2 separate regions of the Homo sapiens genome follow, and region 1 is linked to region 2. A link is a contact called in ENCODE Hi-C or POLR2A ChIA-PET data. All regions are on one chromosome and are shown on one strand. The core of a region is the stretch at or near the end of the contact, and the rest is flanking DNA. Distances in the headings are between cores, read along the strand shown. Region 1 overlaps ZC3HAV1 (zinc finger CCCH-type containing, antiviral 1). Region 2 holds the start of IFT56 (intraflagellar transport 56).

Evidence for each region. Hi-C counts contacts between places; a loop is a spot of excess contacts on that map. ChIA-PET counts read pairs that join two places held with the same protein, here RNA polymerase II (POLR2A). Pooled maps may share reads with other maps.
Region 1: a loop to region 2 is called in a map of endothelial cell of hepatic sinusoid, with 5 times the contacts of the local background. The contact joins the enhancer-like site here to the promoter of IFT56 in region 2. A Hi-C loop is called at or near these places in 1 of 168 maps with a recorded cell type or tissue (endothelial cell of hepatic sinusoid) and 6 of 50 pooled maps. POLR2A ChIA-PET finds 5 or more read pairs at or near these places in 9 of 52 experiments (CD4-positive, alpha-beta T cell, GM12878, HEK293 and 5 more).

Annotation. Positions count from the first base shown.
Region 1 is chr7:139,049,309-139,055,813 of GRCh38, reverse strand. It overlaps ZC3HAV1 (zinc finger CCCH-type containing, antiviral 1), which reads left to right. Exons shown (of 13, transcript NM_020119.4): 10 at 519-609; 11 at 1,719-1,849; 12 at 2,233-2,363. It also overlaps the pseudogene RPL17P28. Among named protein-coding and RNA genes, the nearest start is that of MIR10399, 8.4 kb to the right of the region's middle. Within about 2 kb of position 1,378, at least 2 of the 41 ENCODE cell types and tissues checked have a DNase peak (open chromatin) inside an H3K27ac peak, as active enhancers do.
Region 2 is chr7:139,131,521-139,138,283 of GRCh38, reverse strand. It overlaps IFT56 (intraflagellar transport 56), which reads right to left and starts at 4,506. Exons shown (of 18, transcript NM_024926.4): 1 at 4,424-4,506; 2 at 3,492-3,629; 3 at 345-437. The coding sequence starts at 4,426. RefSeq lists enhancers at 4,490-4,669, 4,387-4,681.

The sequences.
Region 1 (6,505 bases), core at 129-2,628, 79 kb after region 2:
AACTCTTTTGCAACTATTAGTGTGATTCATCTATAAAGAAGAATTTTTCTGGTAGCTTTAGCTCTATGGGATAGAAAAAGAAAATTACTTCTCAGGTATGGTTACCCTGAAATACAGTTCATACTGGAAAGGCAGAATTCTTTCCTCTAAATTCCTAATATATTTAATCGTTTATCCTTTGACCAAGAAGCTGTAAGACACATTTGCTTAATGCTAACACATTAGGACCTTTGAAAGTTGAGCAGAAATATAAAAAAGAGTCAATACTTTTACATTTTAAGTCAATAGGAAAATGGCATTTAATTGACCGATTATGAATAGTTGCAGCATTTTTAAAAGACATGATTACTGGTACATCTATACCAGGAATATGTGAGGATGTAGTCCAGAGAAAAATACAGAAATAAATATTGTGTATTTCTCTAGGCATCCTTGGCCTAGTGGCTGGAAGTTAAGAGAAAACATCACTTGGGCCTGTGGAGCAGAGAGTTAAGTGAATTCTTTCTCTTTATTTGTAGCCATCAGCCAGCAAAGACCTCGTCAGTGTCTTTAACTGCGACCTTTCGTCCTCAGGAGGACTTTTGCTTCCTATCCTCAAAGAAATATAAGGTACTTGGTTTTACATGTTTGGTGGATGAGTCTGTTAAAAGTTAGAAAAAGTACTTTGCTACAAGTGTATGTGTTTGTCTGGATGAATGAATTGCTCCCGCAAAACTCTTAGATCGGCTGGGTGCAGTGGCTCAGCCCTGTAATCCTAGCATTTTGGGAGGCCGAGGCGAGTGGATTGCCTGAGCTCAGGAGTTCGAAACCAGCCTGGACAACACGGTGAAACCCTGTCTCTACCGAAAATACAAAAAAATTAGCCGGGCATGGCGGCATGAGCCTGTAGTCCCAGCTACTTGGGATGCTGAGACAGGAGAATTGCCTGTACCCGGGAGGCGGAGGTTGCAGCGAGCCGAGATCGCGCCACTGCACTCCTGCCCACTGCACTGCAGCCTGGGCGACAGAGTGAGACTCTGTCTCCAAAAAACAAACAACAACAACAAACACTCTTAGATCAAGGTAGAAAGGCAGTCATCTAATGGTTCTCTTTCCCAGAGATCACCTAACTGCTACAAGGCACCTCATTGTTTCCAGAGTTCAGCCACACACAGTCTCATTTGGGCAGATCCTCGCAACAGCCATGTGAAATGGATATTAACATCTCTATTTTATGGACAAGAAAACTAGAACTCACAGAGTAAAAGTGACTTGTCCGTTAGTTACAATTAACAAGTTTCTATGGGAGTCAAACAAACTGTGCCTCACTGTGTCACTTAACCTAGTTGGATCACAACTATTCCTAGATTGCTTAGCCTCCCCATGCTGGCTTCAGCTTTTGTGCAGGCTGGTCTGCTTGGACTGCATGGCACCTCAATTCCTCTTCCCTTGCATTGGGAAGAGGTTACTGGACTAACTCAGACTGCAGGGGACTTCCCTTTTCCCTTAGGCACAGTGCTTTGCTAGCTTTCAGTTGGCCTGGACAGACAGGCCCGCTGCCTCTCTGATTAATTACGGGAATGAGTTGGCAGATGTGGGAACCCTAAGCCAGCTCATCCTATCTGCTGTTAGAAAGAACCCTGGTAACAATACTTCATGGCATAAGGGGGCACATATGTGGATGTATCATGCTTTAAATGTTTCCTATTTCACATTTATCTATTTTTAAACTTTATTAGTTGTCAGAGATCCATCACCTACATCCAGAATATGTCAGAGTAAGTGAGCATTTTAAAGCTTCCATGAAAAATTTCAAGATTGAAAAGATAAAGAAGATCGAGAACTCAGAGCTCCTGGATAAATTTACATGGTTGGTGGCCACGTTATCGTGTTTCTTTACATAAAACCGGAAAGGATTAGTTAATATCCGTCCTTTGAGATTTATATTCACTGATTTATTTTAGTAGTTAACAGTTCCTTTAGGCGCTAGTCTTTTTTTTTTTTTTTCATTCTATCAACTCTGGCTTCTCTCTCTCAGCCTTACTGCTTTACAATTCAATGATTTCATGTGTCTATCTTTTAAAAGTTTTCATAAATTTATTATTGTACAGCTGCTGCCTTAAAGTTAGTAGCTCCGTTGTGAAAGCTGATGGAGTGAAATTTTTAGATGATTAGACTTTAGCTGGGATTAATGTTATCAACTGGAGTGGGAAGGGGATGTCTCCGTGTTAAGTCTCACATCTCTTATATTAGGAAGAAATCGCAGATGAAGGAAGAAGGAAAACTCCTATTTTATGCGACAAGCCGTGCCTATGTGGAATCTATCTGTTCGAATAATTTTGACAGTTTCCTACATGAAACTCATGAAAACAAATACGGAAAAGGTTAGTGCCGGGATAGAGAAGCGTAACTAGTAGAGTCATAACTCGGGCTTTATATGTGCTTCTATTAGGAGGTATATGTAATTATTTTGTATTAACCAGAGTGTCCAGGCTCTAGTGGTCCTGGAGAGACAGTAAGCTCACGGTAATATCAAATGCCCAAATGAGAGTGAATCAGTTGACTTGGAGCTTGATTGCTGGACCTTAGTCCCTGTCTTCTGTTTTCTTTCTGGGAGTGACCAAAGTCTTCATACGTGCTTGTAAACTACTCCATCTGTTGGTCTTGTTGTCTACCATTACTACTCACTTCTGGCTTGGCTCTTCCTGAACCCATGTCCATGCCTGCGAAGCTATATGAGGCTTCAGTTGTCACAGATTGGTTTTAATTAAAGAGCGGGAGAAGAGGCCTCTCCCCATCTCAGGCCACACTGGGTCACCTCGGTCTGAAGTGTCACAGGTCTGCCCACACACAAAATCTTTATAGCTCTTTCTTTTTGCTCCTAAACTCTTGCATCCAATTTTTTTTTTTTTTTGAGACAGGGTCTCACTTTGTCACCCAGTTTGGGTGACAATCTCGGCTCACTGCAGCCTCAACCTCCTGGGCTCAAGTGATCCTACAACTTCAGCCCCTCAAGTAACTGGGACAACAGGTGTGTGCCACCACATCCAGCTAATTTTTTTTTGTTGTATTTTTTATAGAGACAGGGTTTCGCCATGTTGCCAAGGCTGGTCTCAACTCCTGAGCTCAAATAATCCGCCTACCTTGGCCTGCCAAAGTGCTGGGATTTCAGGCATGAGCCACTGCTCCTGGATGCATGCAACTCTTTTTTTTTTTTTTTTTTTTTTTGGAGACAGAGTTTCGCTTTTATTGCCCAGGCTGGAGTGCAATGGCTCGATCTCGGTTCACTGCAACCTTCACCTCCTTGGTTCAAGTGATTCTCCTGCCTCAGCCTCTCAAGTAGCTGGGATTACAGGCATGTGCCACCACGCCCAGCTAATTTTGTATTTTCAGTAGAGACTGGGTTTCTCCATGTTGGTCAGGCTGGTCTAGAACTCCTGACCTCAGGGGATCTGCCTGCCTTGGCCTCCCAAAGTGCTGGGATTACAGGTGTGAGCCACTGCGCCTGGCCTGCATGCAACTCTTAAAAACAAACAAACCAGAGGGGAGGGGGGTGGGGGGAGGGATAGCATTAGGAGATATACCTAATGCTACGTGACGAGTTAATGGGTGCAGCACACCAACATGGCGCAGGTACACATATGTAACAAACCTGCACGTTGTGCACATGTACCCTAAAACTTAAAGTAAAATAACAATAAAATGAAAAAAAAAGAAAAAAAGAGAAATATTTATGAATGTAAATGTTTATTGTCCATTTTTAACTAATAAGCAAGCTTACTAAAAACTGCACTTCACACTTAGCTTAATGTTTGAGGGAATTAACTTCATAAATAAAAACTAGAAAATTAAAAAAACAAAAAAAAAACTAAGAATCAGTCATCTTTAGGAAATAAGTAATAGTTTATCACAGATTCAAAGTGAGTTCAACTCATACAACTAGGATTAAATTCAATTCTTGCCCCAAAAGGCAAGAAGTCAATCAGCCAGTCAGCAAATATTTTTGAGTGTCTTCTGTACACTAGATGGTGGGTACACAGTGGTGAACAAGTTAGACATGGCCCCAAACACATTTTGCATAATTATCTTACATAATTAATTAAATGACTGTGGCCAGGCATGGTAGCTTAGACCTGTAATTCCTGTACTTTGGGAGGCTGAGGTGGGAGGATCACTTGAGCCCAGGAGTTGGAGACCAGCTTGGGCAACATGGCGAGACCTTATCTAATTTTTTGTTTTAATTACAAACAAATTTTTTTAATTACCTGGGCATGATGGCACATGCCTGTAGTCCCATCTACTCAGCAGGGTGAGGTGGGAGAATTGCTTGAGCCCAGAAGTTTGAGGCTGCAGTGAGCTGTGATTGTGCCACTGTACTCTAGCCTGGGCGACAGAGCAACATTTTGTCTCAAAAAAAAAAAAAAAAAAATTAAATGATTGCAAATGTTGGGCTGCTATAGAGAAAAATAACAGATCCAGGTCAGGCGCGGCAGCTTCGCCTGTAATCCCAGCACTTTGGGAGACCGAGACAGGCAGATCACTTGAGGTCAGGAGTTCAAGACCAGCCTGGTCAACATGGTGAAACCCCGTTTCTACTAAAAATACAAAAATTAGCTGGGTGCAGTGGCCCATGCCTGTAATCCCAGCTACTTGGGAGGCTGAGGCAGGATAATCGCTTGAACCCGGGAGGCAGAGGTTGCGGTGAGCTGAGATCATGCCATTGCACACCAGCCGAGACTCCGTCTCAAAAAAAAAAAAAAGAAAAAAGAAAAAAAGGAACAGGTCCTGTGGACAACTAACCCAGCTAGAGAGGTGTTCCCAAGGATAGAGATAGAGTAGGATTCCCCTGCCTTGTAGAGTCACCACATGGCGGAGAAGGGAGAAATGGAACAAGGTATGACCATAAAGAGCTAAACTTGACTGTAAGCGCATGGGAAACTAATGAAAGGTTTTAAGCTGGGGAATGAATTTATTGATGAGATTTCATAAGTTTATTAAGTTTAAATGTATCAGTGAAACTTACCTAGAAGTGTTTGGAGGAAATGGGAAATGTAGTAACCATCTTAAGTGACATATGATAGGTGAAATTAAAACCCATCAGTTTCTTACAGGTCTATCCTATGTTAGAATTCAAACAAATATTTATCCTAAAAAATGAAATGTTAGGCTAGGCACTGTGGCTCATTCCTGTAATCCCAGCACTTTGGGAGGCCGAGGTGAGTGAATCACCTGAGGTCAGGAGTTTGAGACCAGCCTGACCAACATGGTGAAACCCCCCCATCTCTAATAAAAATACAAAGTTAGCTGGGCGTGGTGGCACATGCCTGTAGTCCTAGCTACTCGAGAGGCTGAGGCATGAGAGTTGATTGATCACAAGAAGGGGAGGCTGCAGTGAGCTGAGATCCTGCCACTGCACTCCAGCCTCAGTGACAGAGGAAAACTCTGTCTCAAAAAAGAAAAAAATAAAGCACTCAGAAATGTAGGAATAGAAATGAACTTTCTTAACACAATAAAGGGAATTTTAAAAAAAGAAAATATAGATTCCAGATTATATAAGTGTGATATAAAAAAACTGATGCAACAAAAACAAAAATGGACAAATGAGATAGCATCAAACTAAAAAGCTTCTCCACAGTAAAGGAAACAATTAACAAAGTGAACAGACAAACCCACAGAGTGGGAGAAAATATTTGCAAGCCATACATCTGATATGGGATTAATATCCAAAATATGTAAGGAACTTAAACAATTCAACAGCAAGAGAACAAATAACTCAATTTTAAAATGTGCAAGCTGTTCCCATAAGTGGCCTGCGGTGATCTGTGAAAATGGTTCACTATTCACTTGACCCAGAAAACTCCATGAAATCATGCAAATAAAGAGGTTCAAATCTTCATGTTCACTCTAAGGACACCCATGAAACTGCCCAGGCCATCAAGAGTACGCCTATATGAAAAGCCAGCAAATGTCTGAAAGATGTCACTGTATGGAAACAATGTGTACCATTCCAACGTTACGAGGGTGGAGTTGGTAGGAGTGCCCAGACCAAACAGTGGGGCTGGGCACGCAGTTTGTGACCCCAAAAGAATTGAATTCTTGCTGTACACACTTAAAAATGCAGAGAGTAATGCTGAACGTAAGGGTTGAGCTGTAGATTCTCTGGTCGTCGAGGATATTCAGGCGCACAAAGCACCCAAGATGTGCCACCAGACTTCCAGAGCTCATGGTTGGATTAACTCATGCCTAAGCTCCCCCTGCCACATAGAGACAATCTTCCTGAAGAAGCACACCGTGTTCCTAAACCAGAAGAGGAGGTGCACAGAAGAAAAAGCTATCCTAGAAGATACTGAAGAAGCAAAAACTTACAGCACGGGAATAAATTCAGCGTAAAATACATGCAAATAAAAGTTTCAAAAATGGGCAAAAGACTTGAATAGACATTTCTCAAAAGAAGAAATACAAATGGCCAATGAGTTCATGAAAAAATGCTCAACATCGCTAATCATCAAGCAAACGCAAATTAAAA
Region 2 (6,763 bases), core at 3,257-5,756:
TTGCTCTGTCTCTCTGAAAATATCTTATTATACTGTACTCACCTATTTTTAGACTGAGATTGACCTTGGGTAACTCAGATTGACCTCGGGAAGCAAAATCATAGACAAGGGGGAACTACTGTAATGGGACATATTAACATTAGACGATTACTGAAGCCATAAATTTTTAAAAAGTCACTGGTTACCTTCATTAACAAGTATAATTGAAGAATGCAAATAGGTAACTTCTCTTTGTTTCCTTCTGCATTGTTTGAATTTTACCATGAATATGTATTATTATAATATAAAGTTTAATAACATTTTAAACACAGTTCTGTTAGGAAAAAAACTTTTTTTACACTAACCTCCAGAGCTCTCTTGTAGTCACCCAGGTGAAAGGCACAATATCCAATCCACAAATTAGTATCCTCTTCTTCTTCCCCAACATGACGTTTGAACTTCAGGTTAAAAATGTATTTAAAAAACATGAAAATTTTGAATAGTAAACTCTCTGTTTAAAAAAAAATGCTACGTTGGGTTACTGACAACAGGCAATCTAAGTATTAGAAGCATGACAATATGAGGTTTAATTAAACCTATACCTACAGGACAAGTATCTTCTAATTGTCACAGAAATTTATATTTTCAAGTATTTCATATTTGGCTTTCTGTATTTACTGATATTATACTCCAGAAAGTATTTGAGTTGCCTAACAATTCTGGGTGATATATAAGGAAGAGAATTATGTAAAATATTTAGAGCCAAATAACTGAAGGTTAGAGAGGCTGAACCATGAACTCAAGGCCACACGGCCAGTATGTGTGCTGGCAGGGACTTAAAGAAATGCCTGACTCCAAAGCCCGTGTTGTCACCCTCCGTGCTCTACTGCATTTAACTTCCCACTTGAGTCCTGTTGCATTAACACACGCATATATTTACTAATAGGTTGTAACCTTTCACTGAGAATCTTTCTATTACCCTTGAGCAGGCTAGCTTACCAGGCCTACAAGAGTTAAGGATGTTCAGAAGACTTGGCCTCACTTATGTCCATTGTGAACAAATATTTATGAATTCCTCAGCCAACAAAAGAAAAGCCTTATTTTGGAGGAAAAGACTGAGACCTTGACAGAGAATTCTGAATTTCCGTGGTAAGATAAGATTTTTTTTTTCACTCTACAGGGTGATAAATCAAATAGTGAGCCAACACATATTTATGGAGCATCACTATAGAATTTCAGGTGCCTCAGTCATTACAAGATGAAGACATCCCTTTGATATTTTCTTGTCTGGGCTAAGAATTTACTCCTGTAGCTAACTCTACAACATTAGAAATCCTCCTCATACCAAATGCTATGAATTTGAGTATCATGCCTTAATTCTAGAGAAATTCTCATGTGAGGTCTCCCTGAATTCCCTGGAGCTACAGGAAAGCACATGAGACTTCCTTCCCCAAACCATAGCAGTTTCCATTCCCATGCAGCAGGGTACTCCAACTAACAACCTAAGAATGTGAGCAAAGAGCAGAGCCTCCCTGCCAACTTAAAGGCAGTCTGGCCCTGTAATCCCAGCATTTTGGGAGGCCAGAAGCAGGAGGATCCCTTGAGCCCAGGAGTTCAAGACCAGCCTGGGCAACATGGTGAGACCCCTGTCTCCACACACACACACAAATAGCCAATCAAACGAAAATTAGCCAGGTATAGTGGCACGTGCCTGTAGTCTCAGCTACTTGGGAGGCTGAGGTGGGAGACTCGTGTGAGCCCTGGGAGGTTGAGGCTGCAGTGAGCCACCATCACGCCACTGCATTCCAGGCTGGGTGACAGAATGAGACCCTGTCTCAAAAATAAAATAAAATAAAGGCAACCTGGTGTTATGCAACAAGGAAAATGTGGTCATTGTCTTAGAGAAAAAAGAGGAAAACAGACTGATGAAAATAGATATATACATAGCACTCAGTCCACTGATTCACAGAACTAGAAGGTTCTTCCATGCCAACTCCCCCACTGTAAAGATGAGAAAGCTGATGCCCAAAAAGCTAAAAAACACGCTCAACACCAGAGTACTTAGTAAGAAGGCAAACTAGGCCGGGCGCGGTGGCCCACACCTGTAATCCCAGCACTTTGGGAGGCCGAGGCAGGTGGATCACCTGAGGCCAGGAGTTGGAGACCAGCCTGGCCAACATGGTGAAACCCCATCTCTACTAAAAATACAAAATATTAGCCAGGTATGGTGGCAGGCACTTCTAATCCCAGCTACTCAGGAGGCTGAGGCAGGAGAATTGCTTGAACCAGGGAGGTGCAGGTTGCAGTGAGCTGAGATTGCGCCATTGCACTCTAGCCTGGGTGACAAGAGTGAAACTCCAACTCAAAAAAAGAAAAAAGAAAAAAAAAAGAAAGTGAACTATTTGTGGAAGATGGAGAAATATATGTAAACCTAATTATAACAATTATTAAGGGTAGATTCAGAGTAATATGGACAGAGTAGCATTTTAAGAGAAATGAGTGTGGTACAACACAACCAGACCATGCTGTCAGAACTCTTCATTCTTTGGTGCAACCCTTCACCCTCCTATAACATGTGTTTCCCACAAAGCAGTTTTTTAAAGCACAGTCTCCTGGGACCATCTCCATCAGAAGCACTTAGACTACTCACCTTAAAATGCAGATTCCTGAGCACCTCTGCAGACTTACAGCAGGAGCCCAGGAATCGATATCTTATTAAGTACCCTAGGTAATTCCAATGTATATTAAAAGGTGAGAACTACTGCCATGGAGATTTGAAATATTTTCTGGGGCTATATTTTCAACCGTAAGCATGTTAGAATTATTTAAGTTTGATCAAAATTTTAGAACACATAATAGGAAAAAATCATACATTGGTCAAGGGTTGGGATAAGCAATGTGTGAAATGACATTGTATAAAAGGTCCCTTCATATTTTTAGATTGTAATCACTGTTGGTGAACTAGACATACTCAAAAGTGGCCCTCAAGAAATAAGTTTTGTTTTGTTTTTTTTTTTTTTTTTTTTTGAGACGGAGTCTCGCCTTGTAGCCAGGCTGGAGTGCAGTGGCATGATCTTGGCTCACTGCAACCTCCGCCTCCCGGGTTCAAGCGATTCTCCAGCCTCAGCCTCCCGAGTAGCTGGGACTACAGACACGTGCCACCATGCCCAGCTAATTTTTGTATTTTCAATAGAGACGGGGTTTCACCATGTTGGCCAGGATGGTCTCGATCTCTTGACCTTGTGATCTGCCCGTCTCGGCCTCCCGAAGTGCTGGAATTACAGGCATGAGCCACCGCGCCCGGCCAAGTTTAGTTTTTTAGTTCGTTTTTTATCAGGTTTATAGCTAACTTGGAATCTGGAATCTGTGCCTGACTAGATTTACAGGGGATTTGTACAGGAAGCCCCAGAATGCACCCACCTATTTCAAGAGCATAGCAAACAGCATTCACCCAAGCATTCATCTACAGTCTGGTATTCATACACTAAGAAGCAACGTTCTTTGGGCATTACCTCCAACAGGGTAATAGCTCCAGTGAAATCTCTTTTTGAAAGTAGCTCCTCTAGTTTTGGAATCTTCCTACCTTTCTTCTTTCTTTTGTCAGTGTGCTGTACGCCTCTGCCTACAGCAGGTTTGGCCCTTGAAAGCATCTGTAAAAGAAACAAAGACAGCTGTATGGTCCAATTCTGATTATCAGATTTAAACTGAGAGTGACAGCTCTGTAATTTATAAGTCAAGGCCGGGCACAGTGGCTCATGCCTGTAATCCCAGCACTTTGAGAGGCGAAGGCGGCGGATCACGAGGTCAGGAGTTGGAGACCAGCCTGGTCAATATGGTGACACCGCATCTCTACTAAAAATACAAAAATTAGCCGGGCGTGGTGGCATGCGCCTGTAGTCCCAGCTACTCGGGAGGCTGAGGCAGAAGAAACGCTTGAACCTAGAGGCAGAGGTTGCAGTGAGCCAAGATCGCGCCACTGCACTCCAACCTGGGCGACAAAGCGAGCCTCCATCTCAAAAAAAAAAAAAAAATTATAAGTCAAATCCTTAACAACGAACCCCAGGGAAGCCTATTCAAACTCGTTTTGTAACAGGTATTCTACTAGAAGAGCCATCAGCCAATACTTAGGAAGGACCAAACAGCTACTCCCAACTTTTATCTTCTCTGGCTAGAGATGCTTTCGCATTGCTTCTGTCATCTCAGCTTTCCCTTCCTCTGCTTCCCATCCCACGAGTGGTTTAAATGTGAGTAAACGGAAAAGCAGGAGGGAAGAAAGCACCGAGGTATTTACAGTTGCATCCCTGTCCCCCGTGGGAACACAGGGAGAGCTGGGGATTACTCTCTGCGGACACACCTAGACTTCACACAGAAGTGTGCTGGGAACCTCTAATCGCCAGCCTCAGGACCTACTCAAAGTACTCCCTTACTATTCAGAGCCACTAACCATCTTGACGTCGGTCTTGTGAGTCCCCACCACACAGCGAAGGCCGCGCCTCAGCGTTTCGCCGCATCCACACAGCACGTTCTGTCTCCACGGTAACCCCGCCTGGACGCTGGTACGAACGGGAGAAAAGCTCGTTGGAGAACCAGCGCCCGCGGCTTCTTGGTTCCGTGCAGCTTCTGCCGCGGAAGAGCCGAGGTTCCTCTTGGGAGGAGAGCGTCGTTCTCTGGGCTGAGAGCGAAAGTTTGGTTGTCTCTATTTATGAGTTTACTTTAGGAAAAGGCGAATTGGAATGGCATTGTTTTTCAAATGCAAGTTTTCTGGGAAAGAAATTTTCAGGGACCACTTCTGTTTGGGGCCGTGTTGGACTCCATAGCAACCCTTGACTATGTGCACCGCAGAATCTTGGTCTCTGGCTGGTGCGGGAAGCTTAGAAAATTTCTGCTGAAGGAGTTGTAGTTCTGTGATTTGGAAGCAGGAGTGCACCAAAATACAGTTTCCTATTTCCACAGATACACCTACACACAATAGAGAACTGTAATAAATATTTGTCGATTGGATGACTTAATTTATCTATCTTACTCCTGAACCCAGTTAATACAGGGGCAACCACAGTCTTTAAATTCACGAAATCGTGGAATGTTAGAGTTGGAAGGGACCTTACAGGACCTCTGGTCAACCCCTCAGAATTAACAGACTGAAGAACTAACATCTTGTTAGTTAACTAATGTCAGCCTAAAATAACCAAAAAGCTCAGGGATCCAGTTGAAAGAGTTTATTCAAGTGCAAAGTGTGAGGGCGGCTATCCCGGGAACCACTGACAGCAAAGAATGGTGATCAGTGCTCCCTGATGCAGGGAAAGGTGAGGGTCATTTATATCACCAAAAACAGGAGTGCTGTACGTAATTACAGCATTTTCTAGATGAGGCTAACGTACACAGAAGATTCAATTCACTACTATTGATTACACTGTAAGGGGGTTGTTTAATATTCTATTGTAAAGAGGTAACAATCACAAGGGTCTCTATCTCCAACGTCATTTAGTCTGAATAAAGAATAAAAAATCTGGTTAATATATAACATCAACACAAAGATCAGGAAGCAACAGTCATGCACCAGAGAAGAAAAACAGCCATGTTCTGTGATTTAGTTTACAGGGCTTAACTTTTCCCCTTGGCATAGTACGTTTGGAAAGTGCTGAAATTTTCTTTTCACATTTTCCCCTTTTCTTCAAAAGCTTTCAGAGAAAGCATTATAGAAGAATTATATTCTCAGGCCGTGTATTTGATCAAACCTCATGTCACTAGGAAGGCCCCTTCCTGGCAGTCACATCCCAGGGAGGAGGGGAAATTGGAAAGGACCAAGTCCGAATTATAAAGCAACAAGAGAAAGTAGTTCTGGAACCTGATTCAGGCTACACGGCTGCCTCTTCAATCAAACAATTCTCTGAGTAGTCTTTGTTCTACACATTTTCTCAGCTGTGTGTTGACCCAATTGCAGATAAATACCATAACAGCTCTGCAGACAAAGGCAAGACAAAACACAAACTATGATAATTCCTAAAATACATAACAGCTTTTGCCACCAAGTTCCCCAAGATCCAAATCAATTACTTAACCAGTAGCTTAGAGAGGGTTTTGGATCCGAAAGGTTAATTATTAGAGTTTTTCAAATCAGTTATTAATTTGGTGACGTTATTTGATTCATCTGGGATATAAACACAGCATTCAGTTTCTGTCATAGCACAGATTCCTCCTTGGGCTGCAGTGAGTATGTCTAAGACCATACAGTTTTGTAATACAGTCTTCTCATGACAGTAACTTCATTATTTAATAATGAGACATTCATGTGGCTGTTATTTAGGGCCTTTTGTGTGTAATTGGTTAGGGCCTGTACATGGCAAATGACATCTTCAATACACAGTTGTGGTACAAAGACAGAAGTGAATCTAAGTGGCTTCTGGAAGGTAAGCACTTTCTATTTCTTCTGTTAAAGACACTATTGCGTAAACCTTTACAGTAAGTTCCAGATTCATCCTTTAAATAACATGCGTCTGTAAACCAAACAACATTAGCCTAAGTAAGAAAAGTCTCTTGCAGATCAGTCCTAGGAGAAAACAAGTTTATCAGTTAGAGTTATGCAATTGTGTGGTGTTTCATCTGAAAGTGAAGGAAGAAGAGTTGCAATATTTAGCTTGTTACATCTAGAGATGGTGACATGAGAAGCTAAAAGAAGTGAAACTTTCTATGAAGTTAGTCTACTCATTGAATAACGTTGAGTGTGGTTCAAGTTTAGCAATGCTTCCACAGAATGAGGGATGAAAACAGTAAGGGGAGTTTTAAA